3 separate regions of the Mus musculus genome follow, and regions 2 and 3 are each linked to region 1. The links are chromatin loops, found by intact Hi-C in ENCODE. Cell type or tissue: gastrocnemius. All regions are shown on one strand.

The links. Hi-C counts contacts between places; a loop is a spot of excess contacts. Peaks named below come from ENCODE experiments on the same cell type or tissue, not always from the same donor. Only the 100,000 strongest peaks of a DNase experiment are listed, where the experiment ranks them.
Region 2: a loop joins it to region 1, with 2.3 times the contacts of the local background. A loop is called at or near these places in 6 of 42 quality-filtered maps.
Region 3: a loop joins it to region 1, with 4 times the contacts of the local background. A loop is called at or near these places in 25 of 42 quality-filtered maps.

Annotation. Positions count from the first base shown.
Region 1 is chr9:22,705,241-22,713,240 of GRCm38, forward strand. The region is part of intron 19 of Bbs9 (Bardet-Biedl syndrome 9 (human)); the gene reads left to right. Among named protein-coding and RNA genes, the nearest start is that of Gm39309, 96 kb to the right of the region's middle. In gastrocnemius, CTCF peaks have their summits at 3,895 and 4,961; DNase peaks (open chromatin) are centred at 3,904 and 4,273; H3K27ac peaks cover 1,044 bases.
Region 2 is chr9:22,912,356-22,920,355 of GRCm38, forward strand. No RefSeq gene overlaps it. Among named protein-coding and RNA genes, the nearest start is that of Gm36685, 74 kb to the right of the region's middle. In gastrocnemius, a CTCF peak has its summit at 4,653; a DNase peak (open chromatin) is centred at 7,621.
Region 3 is chr9:23,216,573-23,224,572 of GRCm38, forward strand. Bmper (BMP-binding endothelial regulator) reads left to right here and starts at 6,504. Exons shown (of 15, transcript NM_028472.2): 1 at 6,504-7,201. The coding sequence starts at 7,069. In gastrocnemius, a CTCF peak has its summit at 3,484; DNase peaks (open chromatin) are centred at 3,458, 6,090, 6,621, 6,828 and 1 more place; H3K4me3 peaks cover 2,693 bases; H3K27ac peaks cover 1,797 bases.

The sequences.
Region 1 (8,000 bases):
TTTAAAAGTCTGCACTGATAAAAGTGTAAAACAAACTGTAGATTTCAGGGCTCAGAATCTGCTACTAACCAGTGTAGACCTTGGGGGATGGGGCTGTGATTATCTAGGGATCATAGTTATTTGTGCCTTTAATGTGCTTTGTTTTTTGTTTCTTTTTTGTTTTTTTAAACAGTACCTTGATATGCAGCCCAGGTTGATGGAAGTTCACAACTACCATGTCCTTATCCTATTCATGATGGCATTATGGGTGGTCACCCTCGTGCCTGACCTGCTACATGCCAGGCTGCTGAATTATGGGTGTCTACATGAGGTCACTGAGGCTGCAGCAGCAGCCAAAGCCAAAGCAGACAGTCTTTATCGCCAAGGCGGTTGTAATTTACAGGCAGTCTAACTGTAGAAAGCCGTGGCACCAGCACACGTGTGGGACTGCAGGGAGGGACGGACAGATCACCAGTTGTCTTTTTGTTTTTGACACTGAAGCCCCAGTGTCCACGTTCCTTTGTGTGACTAGGGGAGTAGGAATATTGACTCCTCTGGTTCTTTTAGGGGAACTTTTCATTTATTTATGTTGGTGCAGTAGCTATTTGTTTAGGACCTTGGGCAGGGTGTCAGGAAGGGGGAGGAAATATATTTGAAGTGGTTGTTCTCCTCAATAGTTTGGAATCTAGTCTGGGAGAGGAAGTGTGGCACTCTGGAAGCTAGAGAGTAGGCACCGTATTTTACAGCTGATTTGTAGATTTGGAGTCAAATCCATAACACTATTTTAGGGTGAATAATATACTAAGTCACTTGTAAAAATACAATTTTTTATTTCTTATTTCAAATGTATACCAGTTCAATTCCATTTTCACACATGGTAGGCTAAATGAGATTTTTTGAGGACTGTTCTGTGAAAGAAATAACATTTATAGCATTATTTCTCTTATGGTATTATTCCCTTACTGACAAACACATTGAGAATGTTGTAGCTAAAGTCAGGGAACTCCTCCTCTTAGCATTTCCTATTTCTATGTTGGTGACAGTCAGTCTTCTACTCCATATAGACATGCTTTCAATATAATTCAAGGTCTATTAGCAGGTAATTTCTATCCCAACTCCTATTCTGATTACCTACATGTCCTGGGTTTCCTGGCATTTCCAAGGTTCCACCCAGGCTCTGAGGCAGACGTCAGGCATGGTTAGCAGAGCCTGTCAAAGACTTAAGTATTAAGGATTACTTATATTAGTAAGTATTAAGTATAGCATTAAGAACACTGGTACATGTTTGGCTAGGGGGAGCCCCTTCGCAGGCCTCTGTGCCAATCAAAGTGGGCTCTTCCTTAGTGCTGTTTCTTTCTGCTCGCCCTAGCCTTGCTTTCAGACACGTGCCTTGCGGCCTTTGACACATGATGAGGAGAGATCAATGGTGGATCTGTGTTCACTCTTTCATTGTAGGTACTTTCCTGTAGTAAGGGTTAAACTCTCTGATGGCGAGCCTACATGAGGCACTGGACAGACACTCACTGCTAGGTCCTATGATTTGTCTGAAATCTGCTGGTCTGGAGAGAAGCACGATACTAATTTCTTTGGATGCTTATCTGTTAATATGTCTCTGCACTAAAGAATGCTTCTGGCTGTGCATGTCATCAGGACATAGCCTGTGTCTACTGAGGAAAGACTTCTGCCTACCTAAAGGCTAATGGGTATGTTTTCACCCTTCAAAATGAGAACAAGAAGTGACTGCTAAAGAGCAAGTTCTCCTGGGAAACTGAATGTGTCCCCAGTGTCTGACACTGTGACTCTTTGACTCACAGGGCTGAAGCTTACGCTGCTGGTGATCCAGTCTCCCCCCCCCCTTCCCTCCCTCCGTTCCTCCTCTTTCCCCTCCTTTCCCGTCCTCCCTCCCTCTCTTCCTTCCTTCCTTCCTTCCTTCCTTCCTTCCTTCCTTCCTTCCTTTTTCCTTTTTCCTTTTTCCTTTTTTCTTTTTTTTTTGTGCCAGGTTTTAGAGTTGGAGCTGGGTCATGAAGGGTCTTTTCACAGTGGAAGCCATTTTCACTCAATTAATTGGATGAAAACAAAGGCCGATGGTTATTACTTCACCAGCAGGAGGCAGGGATTGAGTTGCAGGCTCCTGGGTCAGCAGGGACAGAAGGTGGTGGTCTGTGTGGAGAGGGCTCAGTCTGAACGCATCTTGTAGCCACCTTTCTGGTTGACTTAATGATAGATTAGGGCGGAAGGCCAAGAGGGCGTTGGTCACGAGCTCCTCTTCCTCAGGCTAGAGAATAAACTTGGGAAACAAGCTAACAAATTCCTAAAAGGCTTGGTCTTGCCCAGTCTTTTAAAAAAGAGCAACCAACAGAAAAGCACCAACCAGAGGGCAGAACCAGTCTTTCATGTTATTATGTGCCCATTTAGTGAGCCAATAATGCCCCGAGCCTGAAGCAGTTAACAGGCATACCCTGCAGGGTTACTTTTATTTTCTGCCTCCTGTAGCACTCAACAAAATCCCATTATGCAACCGAGTAGCATCACACGTTAAAACGTTCATTTGTTCTGCATTCCATTAAGATTGCACATTTTCCCGAGCATTGGTCCTCCCGGCTTGCTCAAACCTATAATTTGAGCTCACACCATGGTGAAGTCTTAAGTGACCTTTCCCCTAGCTACCTTAATTATTCCCCACCATGTGGGCTGTTTTAGGGGACTGTGACAATGGGTTAACTATGTGCTAGTTAATGAAAATGCCTGCCACTTAGAAAGAAAAATGTGGGCTTGGAGCTTTAATTAAATTATACATCAATAGTGAGATAAAATAATACATTTTTGAGAAAAATGGATTTTAGAAATGTCTCTTTTCCTTTGAAGTCACTAATAATTAAATAAGTTGACGGAAATGGGAGGTTGTTCAAAAGCATCATGTTGTTTCTTTATAAATGTAATAATTTTTTTTAGTTAAATTCGTGTCACCTTATTGTGTAAATATGCTTAGAGTTTGTGATAAATAATGAATACAGGATGCCATTAAACCAGGTTTTAATGGTGATAGTATGATATAAGTTCCTCCCCTTATTTGATTATAAATGTTTATTTTTTTTGCAAAATTATGTCAAGTAAATAATAAACAGCTTTAGGGAATGGAGTCTTACAAACTAGGTTATGTCCCTTAGATGTAGTGGACATTTTGTTTAGCCTGCCTTTACTCAATAACTAGTCTAATCCAGTAACAGTCAAGTTCAGTAGGAATATTACTGATAATTACAGATTTTATGCTCAGTACCAGAGTGTCAGACACACAAAACTTCTCTGATTACCTTTGACTAGTGTAGACTGGTTAATTTATTTCCCAATGCTACATCGAAGAAAATGAGTGTAAGGGCAGGTGGAAGACATAAACAGACACTAAAAATAGTAGATATTTTGAATATGAAGAGGTCTTGGAAATTAGTTAATTCACTTAAAGGAGGAATAGAGAGATGCCTCGAATATATAATGACCTCTTCCAACCTCTCATAGATGAGATGGGATAAGAGCCAGGGTCACAGTGCAGCTTGGTGTGGTTGACAGATTCCAGGGTTCCATGAACCTGGGTTTCTGTGTCTGCACTGTCCATCTTTGTGGCTGTGGGCAGGTTGTTGAAGCTCTGAGGCCCCATCTCTTCCTCTGTAAGCTAGGGTGCCTTTCCCACGCAGGCGCTGATGATTTCCTGTGACCACCGATCCCTAAGCGCTTAGCAAGTAGGGCTGTCCTCTTTGGCAGGGTAGTGACTTTCCCCTAGACACAGAGCTGCTTTGTAAAAGTCATTCACGGAAACAAACAAACAAAACAAAACAAAACAAAACCGGCAAGGCCCTAACACTGAGCTCCTTTGGCCCTGGGTTTTTTGGCCTTGCTGTTGGCCAGGCACCTGACACTTGGGGGTGCTAGCGTGCAGTTGGTGTTTGCCAGCTTGGGTGAGGCCTCGCCTGGGATCTATGCTGAAGCCGCTCAGCGCTTTGTACCTTTGTCCTAAGGCAGAGCAGTCTCCTCACTGTGCTCTGAGGTGCAGCTGGGACAGCCACAGAGTTCTCTCTCTCTCTCTGTAGATGAAATGTTCCACGGAAAGTTTCCTGGTGAAGCCTCTTTTTGAGAGATTTATGCAGATTATAAAGTCAAAAGACGGGGTCATTCCAGACTTTTCTTTCCAGGCCATGAGGCCAAAACAAAATTTAAGCAGGTATTAGTTAAAAATCGAGAAGTATTTTCTCCACCGGGATACTTGCCAAATCTGTGTTGGCAACGTCCAAGGCGGCTGAGGTGAAGTTTTCCTCTGTGTGGAGAGAGTCCAGCCCGGAGCACAGCCCGGGGCTGGTCTGTTGCACAGGTAGTGTGGAGGGTTCTCCACGGTTTTGTGGAATTTGGGGCCGCGTAGATTACTTTTCACCAAGCAAGCTTCATACTGGTTATTGACTGCAGGTGTTTTGGGGTGTTTGGGGGTGTATTGAGCGAGCGATTGAGACCTGAGTGCTGGTCACTGGATAAAGCAGGTATTAGTCACTTGGCTACTTCCCAGTAAACTGCAAAATGACCTGCTTTAATGCAGTTCAGATTAAAACACAACAAGAAGCAGGTGACCTTGACACTTCCTAAGAGTCAGGTTAGGTGTGTCCAGGGATTTACTGCACTGTTGTGGTAACTGAAGGTAGATTTGTTCAGCTTGCTTAGAAGTGCTGAGAAAAATAAATCTATCGCTAAGTGCATTGTACAAAAGAGGAACTGCTAATGTTTAACGATGCCCCCTCTACCTTACCATAATCAATGTGCACAGCCATTCTTTAACACGTGAACAAATGTTTGGTGTGTGCTTGTAAACTCCAACCCTTTTATTACTGTTAACTGACCCTGGAAATATGTAACTGTCTATGAGACCATTTTCCTCAGCTGTAGCAGGATCTAGGCATACTTAGTGATCGTGGAGAACATCAGGGAATGTTCCAGCAGAGTGCAGCAAAAGCCAGTGGTTGCAAAACAAGCTCGTGCCTTTCCTTAGACTGAAGTGTAAGAACACATGGGAATTTCACATTTAAGAAAAATCGATGGAAACCTCAGAGACCTGGAGCGGGCTCCTTGTGTACAGCTGCTGTCAGGATACTCCCTGCCTGTCCCCTGCCTGTCCCCTGCCTGTCCGAGACTCAAGATGCTCTCTGCTTGCCAGCAGCATAGGAAGAAGGAACGTGGCAATGGTGCCATACAGTGTGGAAGCATCAGCATGGCGTATTTTGACATGGACAGAGAATTCTATATCAGAAAATACAGATAACGAGAAAGACATAGCAATTACCCAAATCTTACCACTAAAGCTATATAATTTCAATTTAGTATATAGACATCCAGATTTGTGAATGTGTGCTATTACATATAAAATCTAAGAGTACAGATTCTTTTAAATGAGACCATTTAGTTTATTGTGCTTGGAGTATTTTTCTCATGCGCATGAGTCATATATGAGCTCATGGTGCTCTGTACATATGAGTCATATAAGTCATCTATGAGTGCATGGTGCTCTGTACATATAAGTCATGTATGAGTGCATGGTGCTCTGTACATATAAGTCATGTATGAGTGCATGGTGCTCTGTACATATAAGTCATATAAGTCATGTATGAGTGCATGGTGCTCTGTACATATAAGTCATGTATGAGTGCATGGTGCTCTGTACATATGAGTCATGTATGAACTGATGGTGCTGCAGGTTTAGGAGCTGCTATGCTTTAGGCTGTGCTGCTTTTGGGAAGACGTATGACATACTGCATCACCTCGCCGTGCCGTGCAGGAGATTCATCTCACCCTGTGGTGAGATCTCATCTACAGACCGCTGTAGACTGAAACATGCCACCGAATCAGGCTTCGCCATTGCAGAGCAGCTGACTTTTTCTTGCATTAGTAATTTACTAAGAGAAGCTTTCCTTTCTGTTTTCTGCCAACTTGTTTTTTTAGAGAGAAAGCAAGATATGATAATAGTGTGTGATTTCACAGTGGTGATACTTTATGCTTGGAACTGTAAAATATATTGGTTAAGTAAGAAAATAGGGATTTTATTTTACTCCAACTCATACTTTAAAAAGAATAATTGTTAAAATATGCTACATACATCTTGTGAAATTCTCAAAGAATTAAAAATGTTATATAATATTATTTTTTTATTTATGCTATGATACTTTAAGAAAAGAAGCACATAGGCCCAGAGAGATGGCTTAATGATTTAAGGCACATTTTGCTCTTTTGAGTACCAGCACCCATATTGTCCAGCTTTTAATTAGCCATAACTCCAGCTCTGGGATCCAACACCCTCTTGTGGCCTCTAAGAGAGCTACAAACATATGACAGACTGCACAGACAGACACACGTGTTCATAAGTAACACATGACAGACTGCACAGACAGACACATGTGTTCATAAGTAACACATGACAGACTCTGCACAGACAGACACACGTGTTCATAGGTAACACATGACAGAATCTGCACAGACAGACACATGTGTTCATAAGTAACACATGACAGACTGCACAGACAGACACATGTGTTCATAAGTAACACATGACAGACTGCACAGACAGACACATGTGTTCATAAGTAACACATGACAGACTCTGCACAGACAGACACACGTGTTCATAGGTAACACATGACAGACTGCACAGACAGACACATGTGTTCATAGGTAACACATGACAGACTGCACAGACAGACACATGTGTTCATAGGTAACACATGACAGACTGCACAGACAGACACATGTGTTCATAAGTAACACATGACAGACTCTGCACAGACAGACACATGTGTTCATAGGTAACACATGACAGACTGCACAGACAGACACATGTGTTCATAGGTAACACATGACAGACTGCACAGACAGACACATGTGTTCATAAAAAACACATGACAGACTGCACAGACAGACACATGTGTTCATAGGTAACACATGACAGACTCTGCACAGACAGACACATGTGTTCATAGGTAACACATGACAGACTGCACAGACAGACACATGTGTTCATAGGTAACACATGACAGACTGCACAGACAGACACATGTGTTCATAAAAAACACATGACAGACTGCACAGACAGACACATGTGTTCATAAGTAACACATGACAGACTGCACAGACAGACACATGTGTTCATAAGTAACACATGACAGACTCTGCACAGACAGACACACGTGTTCATAGGTAACACATGACAGACTCTGCACAGACAGACACATGTGTTCATAGGTAACACATGACAGACTGCACAGACAGACACACGTGTTCATAGGTAACACATGACAGACTCTGCACAGACAGGCACACGTGTTCATAGATAATGGAAAATACATTGTAAAGAAAGGAGTCAAAGTACTATATTTGGCAAAAGACAAAAGAGCTGACTATCAGAGAAACTTAATTTTTATAGAACATATAATTAATAGACTCTAACTATTCAATCTGTACAATAGATTATCTGGTTGAAATAAGGCTGGCACAGAAATGCCTAGGAAGAAATCTTACTCAGGATGACCCAGTACGTGACTCTTCATTAGACATGAGTGGCACTTCCTAACCAGCCAGGACAGTGGTCACAGTGAGGGTCTGGAGCCAAGAAGCACAGCCTGTAGGAAGATATAGACAGTTGGATAGATTCCAGAAGCAGCTGGCCAAGGGTTGAAAGCTTTAGCAAGCTTGCTTGGACCACGTGATTGGCAACAAAGGCATGTGTGCACCGGTCCTCCCTCAGTCCAGTGGTCTGCAGGCTGGAGTAGGAGCAGCACTTGGCCTTAGAACCACTGTGTGTAGGGCTGTGATAGGGGTCTGGCTGGGCTTCCTCTGCTGAGATACTTAGTAGGGCCTCATATTGTCTGAAGCAAGTAAGGGCACCATGAAGGTGCCCCCCAAAGCATAACGTTTCCCTCCATTGTTTTCCAAGTTGATAAACTTCAAACCTGCATGTGCTTTAGAAATAAAAGGCCCAGAGAGCGCCAACAAGAATG
Region 2 (8,000 bases), 210 kb after region 1:
GCTCAGGGACAGTATCCTAATTAACAAAATCAGAACTGAAAAGGGAGACATAACAACAGGACCTGAGGAAATCCAAAGCATCATTAGATCCTACTACAAAAGTCTATACTCAACAAAACTGGAAAACCTGGATGAAAGGAATAATTTTCTAGACAGATACCATGTACCAAAGTTAAATCAAGACCAGAATAATGATCTAAACAGCCTCATATCCCCTAAAGAATAGTCTCCCAACCAAAAAAAGCCCAGGACCAGATGGGTTCAGTGCAGAGTTCTATCAGACCTCAAAGAAGACTTAATTCCAATTTTCCTCAAACTATTCCACAAAATAGAAACAGAAGGTATCCTACCCAATTCATTTTATGAAGCCACAATTATTCTGATACCTAAACCACACAAAGACCCAATAAAGAGAACTTCAGACCAATTTCCCTTATGAATATCAATGTAAAAATACTCAATATAATTCTCACAAACCGAATCCAAGAACACATCAAAACGATCATCTATCATGATCAAGTGGGCTTCATCCCAGGGATGCAGGGATGGTTCAATATAAAGAAATCCATCAACATAATCCACTATATAAACAAACTCAAAAAAAGAAAAACCACATGATCATCTGAGAAAGCATTTGACAAAATGCAACACTGGTTCTTGATAAAAGTCTTGGAAAGATCAGGAATTTAAGGCCCATACCTAAACATAGTAAAAGCAATATACAGCAAACCAGTAGCCAACATCAACCCAGATGGAAAGAAACTCAAAGCAATCCCACTAAAATCATGGACAAGACAAGGCTGCCCACTCTCTCCTTACCTATTAAATATAGTACTTGAAGTCCTAGCCAGACAATTAGACAACAGAAGGAGATCGAGGGGATACAAATTGGAAAGGAAGAAGTCAAAATATCACTATTTGCAGATGATATGATAGTATATATAATGACCCCAAAAATTCCACCAGAGAAATCCTAAACCTGATAAGCAACTTCATTGAAGTAGCTGGATATAAAATTAACTCAAACAAATCAGTGGCCTTCCTCTACACAGAGGATAAACAGGATGAGAAAGAAATTAGGGAAACAACACCCTTCACAATAGTCACAAAAACTATAAAACACCATGGCGTGACTCTAAGGAAGTGAAAGATCTGTAAGATAAGAACTTCAAGTCTCTGAAGAAAGAAATGGCGGAAGACCTCAGAAGATGTGAAGATCTCCCATGCTCATGGATTGGCAGGATTAATATAGTAAAAATGGTTATCTTGCTGAAAGCAATCTGATTCCATTCAATCCCCATCAAAATTCCAACTCAATTCTTCACAGAGTTAGAAAGGGCAATTTGCGAATTCATTTGGAATAACAAAAAAACCTAGGATAATAAAAACTATTCTCAACAATAAAAGAACCTCTGGTGGATTCACCATCCCTGACCTCAAGCTGTACTGCAGAGCAATTGTGATTAAAACTGCATGGTACTGGTACAGCGACAGACAGGTAGATCCGTGGAATAGAATTGAAGACCCAGAAATGAACCCACACACCTATGGTCACTTGATCTTTGACAAAGGAGCTAAAAAAGACATTTTTATCTCCTTGTACAAAGCTTAAGTATAAGTGGATCAAGGACCTCCACATAAAACCAGAGACACTGAAACTTATAAAGGAGAAAGTGGGGGGAAGAGTCTTGAACATATAGGCACAGGGGAAAAATTCCTGAACAGAACACCAATGGCTTGGGTTGTAAGATCAAGAATTAACAAATGGGACCTCATAAAATTGCAAAACTTCTGTAAGACAAAGGAAACTGTCAATAAGTCACAAAGGCAACCAACAGTTTGGGGAAAGTTTTTTACTAATCCTACATCTGATAGAGGGCAAATATGCAATATATACAAAGAACTCAAGAAGTTGGTCTTCAGAAAACCAAATGACCCTATTAAAAATGGGGTACAGAGATAAACAAAGAATTCTCAATTGAGGAATACCAAATGGCTGAGAAGCACCTAAAGAAATGTTCAACATCCTTAGTCACCAGGGAAATGCAAATCAAAACAACCCTGAGATTCCATCTCACACCAGTCAGAATGGTTAAGATCAAAAGTCAGGTGACAGCAGATATTGGCAAGGATGTGGAGAAAGAGGAACACTCCTCCATTGCTGGTGAGATTGCAAGCTGGGACAACCACTCTGGAAATCAGTTTGGCTGTTCCTCAGAAAACTGGACATAGTACTACTGTAATACCACTCCTGGGCATATATCCAGACGATGCTCCAACATGTAATAAGGACACATGCTCCACTATGTTCATAGCAGCCTTATTTATAATAGTCAGAAGCTGGAAAGAACCCAGATGTCCCTCAACAGAGGAATGGCTACAGAAAATGTGGTCCATTTACAGTGGAGTACTACTCAAGCTATTAAAAACAACTTCATGAAATTCTTAGGCAAATGGATGGATCTGGAGGATATCATCCTGAGTGAGGTATCCTAATCCCAAAAAGCACACATGGTATACACTCACTGATAAGTGGATATTAGCTCAGAAGGTCAGAATTCCCATGATACAATTCACAAAACACATGAAACTCAAGAAGAAGGGAGACCAAAGTGTGGATACTTCTATCCTTCTTAGAAGGGGGAACAAAATATCCATGGAAAAAGTTACAGAGACAAAGTGTGGAGCAGAGACTGAAGGAAAGACCATTCAGAGACTGCCCCACCTCGGGATCCATCTCATAAACAAACACCAAGACAAGAAACATTCACAAACAAAACTATTGTGGATGTCTACAAGAACTTCCTGACAGGAGCCTGATATAGCTATCTCCTGAGAGGCTCTGCCAGCGCCTTTCAAATACAGAAGTGGCTGCTCACAGCCATCCGTTGGATGAAGCACAGGGTCTCCAATGAAGGAGCTAGAGAAAGTACCCAAGGAGCTGAAGGGGTTTGCAGCCCCATAGGAAGAACAGTATGAACTAACCAGTACCCCCAGAGCTCCCTGGGACTAGACCACCGACCAAAAAAAAAACCAACAACAACAAACAAACAAACATATGGTGTGACTCATGGCTCTAGCTGCATATGTAGCAGAGGATGGCCTAGCCATCATCAATGGGATGAGAGGCCCTTATCCTGTGAAGGTTATATCCCCCAATGTAGGGGAATGCCAGGACCAGGAAGTGGGTGGGTTGGTAAGCAGGGGGAGGGGGAGGGGCTGGGAGGGTTTCAGGGGGAAACTAGGAAAGGGGATAACATTTGAAATGAAAATAAAGAAAATAACTAATAAAAAAAAACAATAAAAGAACATGTTCAAGGACAGTAAAGAGATTAATAATACTACAAGTAATGAAAATCATCTAAGACATGAAAGTAGAAATAGAATCACTAATTAAAATCCAAGAGAGATAAAACTGGAAATGAAAAATTTAGGAAGTCAAACAAGAGCCTCATATATGATCATTACCAACAGAGTAAAAGAGATAGAAGGGAGAATCTGAAGATGCCTTTGAATAAATAGGTATGTCAGTTAAAGAACATGTTGAATCTAATAATCTAAAAAGAAAGAAAGAGAGAAAGAAAAGAAGAAGAAGAAGAAGAAGAAGAAGAAGAAGAAGAAGAAGAAGAAGAAGAGAGAGAGAGAGAGAGAGAGAGAGAGAGAGAGAGAGAGAGAGAGAGAGAGAGAGAGAGAGAGAATGAATCGGGTAATCTATGAGAAGTCCAAATCTATGAATAAGAGAAATAGAGGAAGAAGAAACGCTTATCAAAGGTGCAAAATATGTTTTCAACAAATCATAGAAAATTTCCCTAACCTAAAGAAGGAGGTCCCGATGAAAGCACAAGAAGTATACAGAGCACCAAAGAGACTGAATCAGGAAAGGCATTCCCCATGACACATACTAGTCTAAATATTAAGTTTACAGAACAAAAAAAAAATATTAAAAGCTGCAAGGGAAAAGACCAAATAACATGTAAAAGTGGACCCAGTAGAATAATACCCAATGTCTCAGAGGAGATTCTGAAAGCCAGAAGGGGCTGGATGGATGTTCTATAAACCCTGAGAGACCAGAGACAGCAGCCCAGATTACTATACTCAGCAAAACTATCAATCATAGACAGAGAAAGAAAAACATTACATAATAAAATCAAATTTAGAGCTGGAGAGATGGCTCAGTGGTTCAGAGCACTGACTGCTTTTACAAAGGTCCTGAGTTCAATTCCCACCAACCACATGGTGGCTCACAACCATCTGTAACGAGACCTGACACTCTCTTTGGAGTGTCTGAAAATAGCTTCAGTGTACTTACATATAATATATAAATAAATCTTTTTTAAAAATCGATTTTAAGCAGTATCTATCCACCAATACAGCTCTAGAGAAAATGCTAGAAAGAAAATATCAGCCTGAAGAGGTTAACCATACCCAAGAAAACACAAGGAGCATGTAATCCCAGAACAATAACTCAAAAGAGGTGGAAAAACCCATACCATAACAACAAAAATAATAGGTATGAATAAACACTAATCACTAATGGTTTCAATTCCCTAGTAAAAAGACACAGACTAACAGACTAGATTAGAAAACAAGAAAACAAGTTCCATCTTTCTGCTCCATCTAAGAAACATATCTTATCATCAAGGATAGATGCCACCTCATGGTAAAAGAATGAACAACATATTTCAAGCAAATAGACCTAAGAAGCAAGCAAGTGTACCCTATTGTCTGACAAAATAAACTTCAAACCAATAATAATCAGAAGATATTATAGAAGAACACTGCATACTCATCAAAGGAAAAATCCACCAAGAGGATAATGGAATTCTAAACATTTATGCTCCAAACACAAGGGCACCAAAGTTCATTTTAAAAAAAGAAAATAAAAAATGCTGCAACTAAAAAATCACATATTGATCCTCACACTGTGATAGTTGGTGAGTTCATTCCACAGTTTCCCAATAGATATGTGATCCAGACAAAAACTAAAACAGAAAGATGCTAGAGTTAAAACTACAAAACAAACAGACCTAGCAGACATTTACAGACTATTTCACCCAAGAAAAAATAGAATATACCTTCTTCTCAGTAGCTCATTGAAACCTTCTCTGGAATTAAACACATACCTGGTCATAAAGCAAGTCTCAACAGACAGAAGAAAAGAGATATAACTAAGAAGAGTGAAATAACACTCTGCATCCTATGTGACTACCACAACAAACTAAAGCTGTATATCAACAACAACAACAACAACTACAGAAAGCTTCTGAACTCATGAAAACTTAACAGAAATCAGTCTGGCGGTTCCTCAGAAAACTGGATATAGTACTACCGGAGGATCCAGCAATACCTCTCCTGGGCATATATCCAGAAGATGCCCCAACTGGTAAGAAGGACACATGCTCCACTATGTTCATAGCAGCCTTATTTATAATAGCCAGAAGCTGGAAGGAACCCAGATGCCCCTCAACAGAGGAATGGATACAGAAAATGTGGTACATCTACACAATGGAGTACTACTCAGCTATTAAAAAGAATGAATTTATGAAATTCCTAGCCAAATGGATGGACCTGGAGGGCATCATCCTGAGTGAGGTAACACATTCACAAAGGAACTCACACAATATGTACTCAATGATAAGTGGATATTAGCCCCAAACCTAGGATTCCCAAGATATAAGATACAATTTCCTAAACACATGAAACTCAAGAAAAATGAAGACTGAAGTGTGGACACTATGCCCCTCCTTAGAAGTGGGAACAAAACACCCTTGGAAGGAGGTACAGAGACAAAGTTTGGAGCTGAGATAAAAAGATGGACCATGTAGAGACTGCCATATCCGGGGATCCATCCCATAATCAGCTTCCAAATGCTGACACCATTGCATACACTAGCAAGATTATGCTGAAAGGACCCTGATATAGCTGTCTCTTGTCAGAGTATGCCTGGGCCTAGCAAACATAGAAGTGGATGCTCACAGTCGGCTATTGGATGGATCACATGGCCCCCAATGAAGGAGCTAGAGAAAGTACCCAAGAAGCTAAAGGGATCTGCAACCCTATAGGTGGAACAACATTATGAACTAACCAGTACCCCGGAGCTCTTGACTCTAGCTGCATATGTATCAAAAGATGGCCTAGGCGGCCATCACTGGAAAGAGAGGCCCATTGGACACGCAAACTTTATATGCCCCAGTACAGGGGAACGCCAGGGCCAAAAAAGGGGAGTGGGTGGGTAGGGGAGTGGGGGTGGGTGGCTATGGGGGACTTTTGGTATAGCATTGGAAATGTAAATGAGCTAAATACCTAATAAAAAATGGAAAAAAAAAAAAGAAAAATTAGGACAAATTAAGAAGCAAATAAGGGCTCAGGAGGTGGCCCAGCTGTTAAAGGCCAGTCTCACAACCAAAAATATAAGAAGAAAATTTAAAACTTTTTAGAATTGAATGAAAATGAAAACACAGCATACCCAAATCTATGGAACATAATGAAAGTAATTCTTAGTCAATTTCTAGAACTAAGTGCTTACATTTCAAAAACAATAATGAATGAATGAATGAACAAATGAATGAAACACCTAAAAGGAGGTGATGGCAAGAAATAATCAAGCGCTATCTGAAATTAATAAAATAGAAACAACAACTAAAAAATACAAAGAATAGAGAAAATGAAGAGTTGATTCTTCGAGAAAAGAAATAATCTCAGCACTTGGGAGGCAGAGGCAGGAGGATTCCTGAGTTCGAGGCCAGCCTGGTCTACAGAGTGAGTTCCAGGACAGCCAGGGCTACACAGAGAAACCCTGTCTTGAAAAACAAAAACAAACAAACAAAACAAACCCTTAAAGATGGAGACAGAAGAACCAAACAGGTAAAAAATAGAGGTGAAAAGGGAGACATCATAACAGACACTGGAAACATTTTTGGAGGTTTGTTTGTTTGATGTTGCTTTAGGCATTTTTTAAAAAACCTTTTCCTTGTGTATTATGGTTTCCAGTTTTATGTTTTTATGGGATTTGTGTGTGAGCTTCTTGTGTTTTTTTCTTTGTGCTTATTATTCTGGTTTGGTTTTTATTGTTGGTGCTTTTGCTGTTTTCTAAAGTGCGAGAGAAAGAAGGCATTGAGTTTCATGGTAGGGAAATGGGGAGAATCTGGGAGGGGAAAACCTTGATCAGAATATATTGTAGCGTGTTTATTTTTTTTCAATTAAAAAAAAAACAAGAAAAATTGATATGGGAGTGGGTGGGTGGGGGAGTGGATGGGGGACTTTTGAGATAGCATTGGAAATGTAAATGAAATAAATACCCAATTTAAAAAAAAAGAAATTCCTAAAAAAGAAAAAACAAATAAAAAATTGCAACAGGTTAGTGAAGATCTTTTCAATCTGCAGGTTGCTGTTGTGTCCTTTGCTTTTCAGTTTTGTGAGGTCCCATTTGTCAATTGTTATCTTAGAGCCTGAGTCACTGGTGTTCTGTTCAGGAAAATTTCCCCTGTGCTCATGTGTTCTAGGCCATTTCCCACTTTCTTTTTTATTAGATTTAGTATATCTGATTTAAAAGAAATGCAGGGATAAAAATGGAGCAGAGACTGTAAGAAAGGCCATCCAGCAACTGGCCCAACTTGGCATCCATCCCAGGGGTGGGAACCAAGCCCTGACAGTCTTACTGATTGTATTAGTCAGGGTTCTCTAGAGTCACAGAACTTATGGATAATCTCTAAATAGTAAAGGAATTTATTGATGACTTACAGTCGGCAGCCGAATTCCCAACAATTGTTCAGTCGCAGCTGTGAATGGAAGTCCAAGGATCTAGCAGTTACTCAGTCTCACGCAGCAAGCAGGCAAAGGAGCAAGAGCAAGAGCTAGACTCCCTTCTTCCAATGTCCTTATATTGTCTCCAGCAAAAGGTGTAGCCCAGATTAAAGGTGTGTTCCACCACACCTTTAATCCCAGATGAAAGGCATAGCCCAGATTAAAGGTGTGTTCCTTAACTCGGAGATTCAATCTTC
Region 3 (8,000 bases), 510 kb after region 1:
TAAAAGTTTAAAGATTAAGCTGAGCAGTAGTGGTTCACACCTTTAATCCAGCATTCTGGAGGCAGAGGGAGGTGGGTCTTTGAGTTATAGGACATCCAGGGTTACACAGATAAACCTTATCTAAAAAACAGAACAAAACAAAACAAAACAAAAATAAAGTTTAAAAATTCTAAATATGTGGTAAAATGCATGTAGTGTATGCATTCGTGTAAAATGTGTATGTCCATGCCCATGTGGGTGCATGCAAAGGCCAGAGTCTGTGTGTGCGCAGTGTCTGTGTAAGTGTCCCTTCCCATGTGGGTGCATGCAAAGACCAGAAGTTGACACCAAATATCTTCTATCGCTGTCTCTCTCTTTTTTTTTTTTTTTTTTTTTTTTTGAGACAATGTCTCTTGTTGAAACTGAGGCTTGCCATTTTACCTAGACTGTTTGTCAGCAAGTCTCCAAAAACTGCCTGGTCAACTCTCCCAGAGCTGGGTTATAGATTAGTGCTGTCATCAGTTCTTAATGTGGATGCTAGGATCAGAACGCAGGTTCTCATAACTTTTACCCACTGAGCCATCTTCCCAGATCCAGGACGCTATTTCATGGTGCAAAGATAGAAATGTGATTTTTAAAAAAAATTTTAGACTTCTTTGTTTATTTTATGTATTGGAGTGTTTTGCCTCTCTGTCTGTCTGTGCACCTTGACCTTACCTGATATCCATGGAGGTCAGGAAGGGATTGGATTCCCTGGAACTAGAATTACAAATGGATGTGAGCCATCATGTGAGTGGTGTTTATCAAACCCAGGTCCTCGGAAAGAACAGCTAGTGCTCTTAACTGCCGAGCCATCTCTCTAGCCCTGAGAAGCTAGAATTCCATACCCATTAACAGTTCCAAGATACTCCCTGCCACAGACTCTGCAGCCTCCATTCTGTGCCTGATTCTATGATTTCATTCTTACATGAGCCTTATGGCCTTTGCATGCACCCACATGGCATTGACATTTACACACACACACACACACACACACACACACACACACACACACACACACAAAATCTCTGGCTTTTGTATGTCCCCACATATAACAGTATATGTCCTTGGGAAGTTGTTTTTTTTTTCCCACTTAGAATAATGTCTTGTGTTTTATCTACATAATAGCATAAAACAAACATTTGTTTCTGTTTAAAACCTGTGTAGCATCCAATGGTATGCATACATAGTGTTGTGCACACACCAAACTACATATATGCTGTGCCATGCACACGCTGTGTATACACACTATGTTTTGTTTATCATTTACCCTTGCTAGACATTGACTTACTATCACCTCTTGGCAATTGTAAATAACAATACCAACACAGCTTTGCAAATATCAAGACTATTTAAAACAAAGAGCATCACTCTGGGGAGATTTACACTGGGTAAGAAGGCTTACTGACCAAGTATGATGACTTGATTTCACATTCCAGCACTTAAATAAAAAGCCAGGGTTGGCCTTAAATTTCTGTGACCTTAGTGGGAGGGACAGAGTCAGGTGGACAGTAGGAACTGATCTCAAGCTTAGCTGAGGTGCAGGGGTAATGAGGAGCCCTATATCAGGAGAAATTAGTGATAGGGATGGACTACCGCAGACCGGTCTTTACACACATATACATGGGTGGTTCATTTGTACACATGTTCATATGCACACACAAACACAAATAAAAAAAAACTAACAAGGAATAGAGCATGGTAGATATGCATTTCCCCTCATTCAGGTAAGCTAGGGGCCAAACCTACATTATATTTCACGGCATCAGAGTCTAATCTTCTTCTCAGCTATACTATGTTCCTTGGGCTTTTTCCCTCTCAACAGAAGATGGTTGTTGAAGTCTCAAATACTTACTATAGATGGATTCCCGCCATCAGCAGGAAGTAAAGACAGGGGAACATGTCTGTCCTTTAATGACACTTTATATTGCTGCCTCATTGGCTAGAAGTTAATCATGGGAGCAGCATAAGTTAGGGTGATTAGTATGACTACAGGAAAGACTAAAAAAAAGTGACCTTTACTGTTCATACCTCAGAAGCACTGAATACATTACAGGTTCTAGATTAAGGAAGAAGGGAAGAGCAGAAATTGAGATGTGGCCAGAGCTTACACACACTGAATAGCAATCTGGGGTACACATCCCCCGTTAACAATGTTGGACCATTCTCTCTATGTCTATAGCAAACAGCGACTGGAGATAGTGTTTCTCTCTCCTCTGTTGATGTTTACTGCAAGGAAGACTGACAGGATGTAGTTAGTGAAGCATAGACCAACAGGAGAAAAGTATTAGTTTGGCATCCTGATTCCCTGGGTTGAGCCAAAGTCTTTTGTCAATTCCTTACTTCTTCAAGATGGAGTTACAGTTTTTGGTGTCAATAAAGCTTGCAAGGTAAATTCCAGGCAAAAAGTGGAGTAAGAGGACTCTTTCTCAAAGCAAGTCCCTGGCAGTGTATCCATACATGGGAGTATTTTAGGGGTTAAAAAGATACAAGTCTTCGGATGACACTAACTTTATTTTGTTTGCCAAACTGGTAAATGTGTGACCTTTAATGGCACTGATTTAGCTCATAGGCACTTCCTTGAGCAGGCACTGTGTGTCCCAGCACATCTTTCTACATCGTCTGTAATGAGGCTCCATTATGCTGGAGGCAAAGGTGAACATGGGGGTTGCAATGGGTCAGGGCCAGGTGGTAAAGGAATCACATTTATTACAGTATTGAGTCAAACTGAAATAAAACGAGTAAACAAAGCAATGGTTTTGTTATTTCAGGGCAATTGGTGTTTTTAAAAGTTCTGGTATTATCAGTTTATCCTAAAGCATTGCTTTGTGTATGGGCATGCTGTGAAGGATGCAGTTCTTATGGTGACAAGATATGGGGAAAATGCTTCTGTGCAAAAGGATCCGGCTAATGATCAAATGATTGAGTTTTTATCATGCTTTTTCAAAGCCTTTGACATTTGGGAGTTACAGGAAATCCTACTACTATAATCTATAAGACAACTCATGGCTTCCATGGGTCCCAGCCACTCTGAAAGATGAGTAACAAAAGCACTCCAGTAGGCAACCTAGAAGTCAGCACAGTCCCTAAACATTGTAGTCAGGTGACCTGAGAATAAAATCACCGTTCCGCTAGGGACACATGGGAGTGTCCAGGATTTTTATGGTGTCAAACAACTCATATATTTGGGTCCAGTTCAGTTCCATAAATATTTAAGTAACTATTGTGCCAGCACCATAACTTTCATTTGCATCATATCTGAAATATCCCATGGCCTCTTCCTGTAATTCCCATGACTCATCATCCAAGAAGGCAGAGCATCTGTAATGGGAAGTGCCATGTTTACCAGCCGGCAGAAGCCTGCTAATGGGCTCTGCCACTATCACGCCCTGTGGCCCTGGCACACCCTGTCTCTCTTAGCTCTTAGCCTTCTCACCCTTTGACCACAGCGCCTCCTGTGTGTCAGGCAACTGCTCTGCCACTGAGCCACTCTGACAGCCTAGACATTTGACTTTCAAGGTAAAGCTGAAGAAGTCCATTGTATGCTCTGAGATCTTTAGTGCTTCAAACCAAACCAAACCAAACCAAACCAAACCAAACCAAACCAAACCAAACCAAACCAAACCAAACCTCCTCAGGAGTATTTTCAATTTTATCCTAGCAAGAATCAGATGGCTATCAATAAAGAGGTTGAGAAATAATAAATCTGTGGGCACAATCCATACTGCTGTTCCAAACCCTTTTGGAGATATAAAAATGATACTTTCCAAAGTTACCAAATATCCAGAGCATTAACCATGCCTGCAAAAACAACCTCTCTTCTAAGGAAATGTGCCCTGGGCTGTTCACATTCTCCACAGTCTCTAAGTTTGCCCCATCAGATTAGGGCCTTTGTGGATCAGTCCTTCACCATTTTCAGTTTACCCAGGCAGGTGCCATCTGTGAGTGCAACCCTCCTACACTTACGGACAATTAGTGCTTGCTGTCACAGGCTCTTCTGTTCACTTTGGAGAGGTCTGGTTTCTCTGCTGTGGAGAAGGTGAGCTGATTTCTGGAAGTTTCTTGAAACTCCTGAATTGCATGTTCAGTGCATTTTTCGGTGGGAATTGAGGCTGTGATTTGAGAGGTGTGAGAATGCCTTAAGACATATCTCCTGTTACATGTGGCCAGGTCACATGCTTATTTCATGGAGCAAGGACTGAGACTTTGCAGATCTGGGCCTAGGCTAGGCCCTGAGTTTGGGCCCCATTACCTCCTTACCCATAAACAATGTCAGAAGTCAAGGCAAACATCCCTACCCTACCTTGTTTTTCTCCTTTGGATTCCAGCCAATATTTGGGACTTTGATAGGTTCCTCCTCCTTCCCCTCCCCCTCCTTCTCTTCTTCTTCCTCCTCTTTGTCTTCCCTCTTTCCTTCCCCCATATCTCTTCTTGTGTGACCCTGGAATATCTCAGCTTGGCTTAGGGACCAGTTGGCAGCTGAGAGAGTTTGCTACTCTGGAGTAACAATACCAATAGTTGCATGGGGGTTGCAGGAGTCCCCGATGAGCCTTTGGGGATAGCTTGCTCTTTCTGAAATGGAGGTCACTGTGAGCTGTGATATAGGAAGAGCTGAGTTTCCAGAGGCTTCTGTCCACCTTCTCATTCACAACTTCAAGGCTGGTGAAAAGGTTTCCCGTTTTTTTCCCTAGCCACCCATAGTAGAAATGCCACACACATAGAGGGTAGAAGTCCCCACCCCCTAAAAAAATTAGTCATGCACACTGAGGAGACAGGCCAAGGGAGGCAAGTCAGAGGGGCAGGCATGCTCTTCAGGTGTCTTGCAGTTTTGTAGTGCACATGTAGCCAAGTCTACAGACATCTGAGGGAACACTGGGTCTCCTAGGATCTCCAAAAATTCATGTTCCTTACCTGAATTATAAAGGTTACATTTATCTAGAGACTTTATTGAAGGAGAATCATTTTAGAGAGCAGGGACAGTGGTTCCTACTGAATGTACTTTTCTGTGGCAATTATTATTTTTTAACTTTTAGGTTTTCTTCTAATTAGTTCTTATGGGAAGTAAAACTCTGTCTCTGTCTCTCTCTCTCTCTGTGTATACAGTTTGACATTTCTGTAGACTCAGGGAGTCAGCGAAACATTCAATCAACACTTTGACTTTCAAGGCATCTAGCCATGGTGTTATTTGGGGGAAACATGTAACCACATTGTCTCTTGTCTCTTTTAATTTAAATTTTACACAAAATCTGTTTTGAGAGGGAAATGGAGCATGCTAAGCTAATGACAGCGTTCCTTCCTCCCACTTGTCCACGTCACAGAGATGTGGTCCTTGTGTTGGGATGTTGGCCACGATGCACTCACTAAAAGCACCCTTTAAATCTCTAGAAAAAAACAAATGAGCATGCGGATGGCAGGCAGGGGCAGGTAAATGTGGTGACATTAGAGGAGTGTATCTGAGGACTGTCAAAGGAGTTTCTCACTACAGCTACAAATGCTACCTAAAACTGGCCAGAGACTAGGGGAAAACTAGGCTTGTCAGCAATTAGAGTTTGGATCCACAAGGCGCTTCAGGAACTAATGTGGGGTGGGCACCTGCTGGCTGGCTGTTCTTCGTGTGGGTGGGAGCATGTGATCACAGTAGGCTCCAAAGAAGGCTAGCTGATCATTGGTTCCAAGCACCTTTCACTCTCACCTGGCACCTTCCCAATGTAGTTATAAAAATTCTCTTTTCTAGATTAGCACCCCTTTTGAGTAGAGCCAGGCACTGCTTGGCGGGTGCGTGTAGGGCGGGTGTGTGTGTGTGTGGGGGGGGCAGGACGTGGGAGGGATGCTGGGACTCAGCGGGTACCGGGTGGCGGGGCGAGGGGATCAAAGACCGAGACTGGGGGACATCAGGGCCGCCCAAGCAAGAAACGCTGCAGGGTAGCGGCTGCCACCGCGTGCCCTGCTGGGCGGCCGCCGCGAAGGCGGCCTGCGTGGAGATTAGCGGCAGCGGTCCCTCCCTGGCCCGCGAGTGAATGAATGATTAGTCTAACGCACCTCCCTGGCCCGGGCAGCTCCGGCTGGGAAGGGCGGAGTCTGAGCCACCGATCCACGCTTTAAGGGAGAAAGGCTCTGGCCGTTGTGCGTGCATTAGCCGACCCTTTCTGTCGCTCCAACTTCTGTCCTCCCTAATGTCAGGCCCACAGAGGCATAAGCACAGGAACCTGATCTCCAAGGTCACTCGTCCCTCTGTCCCCTCAGCCTCGTGAGTCCCCCGCCTTTGCCCGAGGGAGTCAAAGGGCTGTGGAAAGTTGAGGGACCCTCCTGCATTCGATCCGTGGCTCCTTCCGAAGCTGGGGCAGCGGGAAGCGCCGGGTCTTCTGCTCCGGGCGCTAGCGGGTAGTGGCATCCCTGCTGGGGGCGGCTCCTCTGCGCGGGAGGAGGCGGTGCGCAGGGCGCTGGAGACGCGCCTTCCAGGCTCCGGCAGCGCCCCGGGGCCGGTGGCCGGGGCTGGGCTAGACCGCCTGGCTGGGCGTTCGCGTGCGCCGCTGTCGCTTCTGAGCCGGCATAGCTCCGGCGCCAGGATCGTAGTCCCTCGTGCGACCCTGCGGATTCCGCGCAGAGCCTAGTACGCCCCTCGGTCCCGCACGGAGCAAGCGCGCGGGCCGGACACCGCGCTCGGGGGCCGGGCCGGAGCTGCGCGTGCGGGAGCCGGAGCTCAGCCGGGCTCCAGAGCTGCGAGCGCACTCGGCAGTCGCCGCCGCCGCTCCCCAGATCCCGCCGCTCAGCCACCCCTCCTCCCGGCCCAGCTCTGGCGCGGAGGGGCTGACGGCTAACCCGCTGAGAGCAACTCCCTTAGAAAAAAGCCGCCGCATTGGCCGAGGCTGGCCGCAGGACCCCTCCTCCCGGGGCGCCCCCACTCCTCCCCCGCCGCTCCGGGCGCCCGCCTCCCTCAGCCGACTGTCTCCCGGCACGCCGGCCCACAGCCCTTTTGACTGCGAGCAGCGGCTGCCGAGCAGAGGCGGCGACGCGGGACCTGCAGTCGCCCGGGATTCCCTCCAGGTGACGATGCTCTGGTTCTTCAGCGTCAGGGCTCTGGCTGAGCGTCCTTGCCGACGCTCGCCTGGGATTACCTGCTGCGTCTTGCTGCTGCTCAATTGCTCCGGGGTCCCCATGTCTCTGGCTTCCTCCTTCCTGACAGGTAGGGGGGTGGGGGCGGGAGGGACCAGTCCTCCGGGACTCTGGGTGGTTTCTTGGGAGAAGAGGCACTGGCAGACCGGGGATGAGAGGACGAGGAACGCGCACCTTGCCTGACTCTCGCGGGCGGTGGGGATGCGGAGAAGCCTAGAGAAAAGGGATGGGAAGGCTATGAAGAGGTAGAGAGATGGGGGACTGAGAGACTGCTACCTTTGACAGAGTGCTAATAGGCACCCTGCTATATGAAGTTGGGAAATTCCTTGATTTATATTTAATCTTTTTTCCCCAATCCTTGTTTTAATCGTAGCCACTCTTGTGCAATTAAGGAAAAGACCGCGCCGTTTCCCGCACATCCTCTTTTCTCAACACCATAGGATTCCAATAAATCCACGGTGCTAGGCAGCATCTTTAAAACATGACTTTCCAGACCTTGAATGTAAAGAAGCGATCTTATTTTTAAAGGTTACTAATAGCATGATATGATAATTACAGGTTTTCAGGCAGGTGAAGACCTCGGCTTCTATTTTGAAGGACATGCTTTACTGACACCTGGTGCAGAAAAGAGAATATTTTAAAGAGGAAAGAGATTGCGCTTCAAAAAGTGATTGCATTTCAACCCACAACAGTTGGCAGATCCACCTGAAAGGCCCGTTCTTTGACACAGTCCTGAATTTCGTTCAAATTTAAAATCTTCCCTAGTGCCTAGTTTGGTGTGTTAGTCCATGTGCAGTTGAGATATCTTTCAGAGCACTAGTGGTATTAAATATGTGCTTAAATCAACTGAAAACAGAAAACCGATCTAT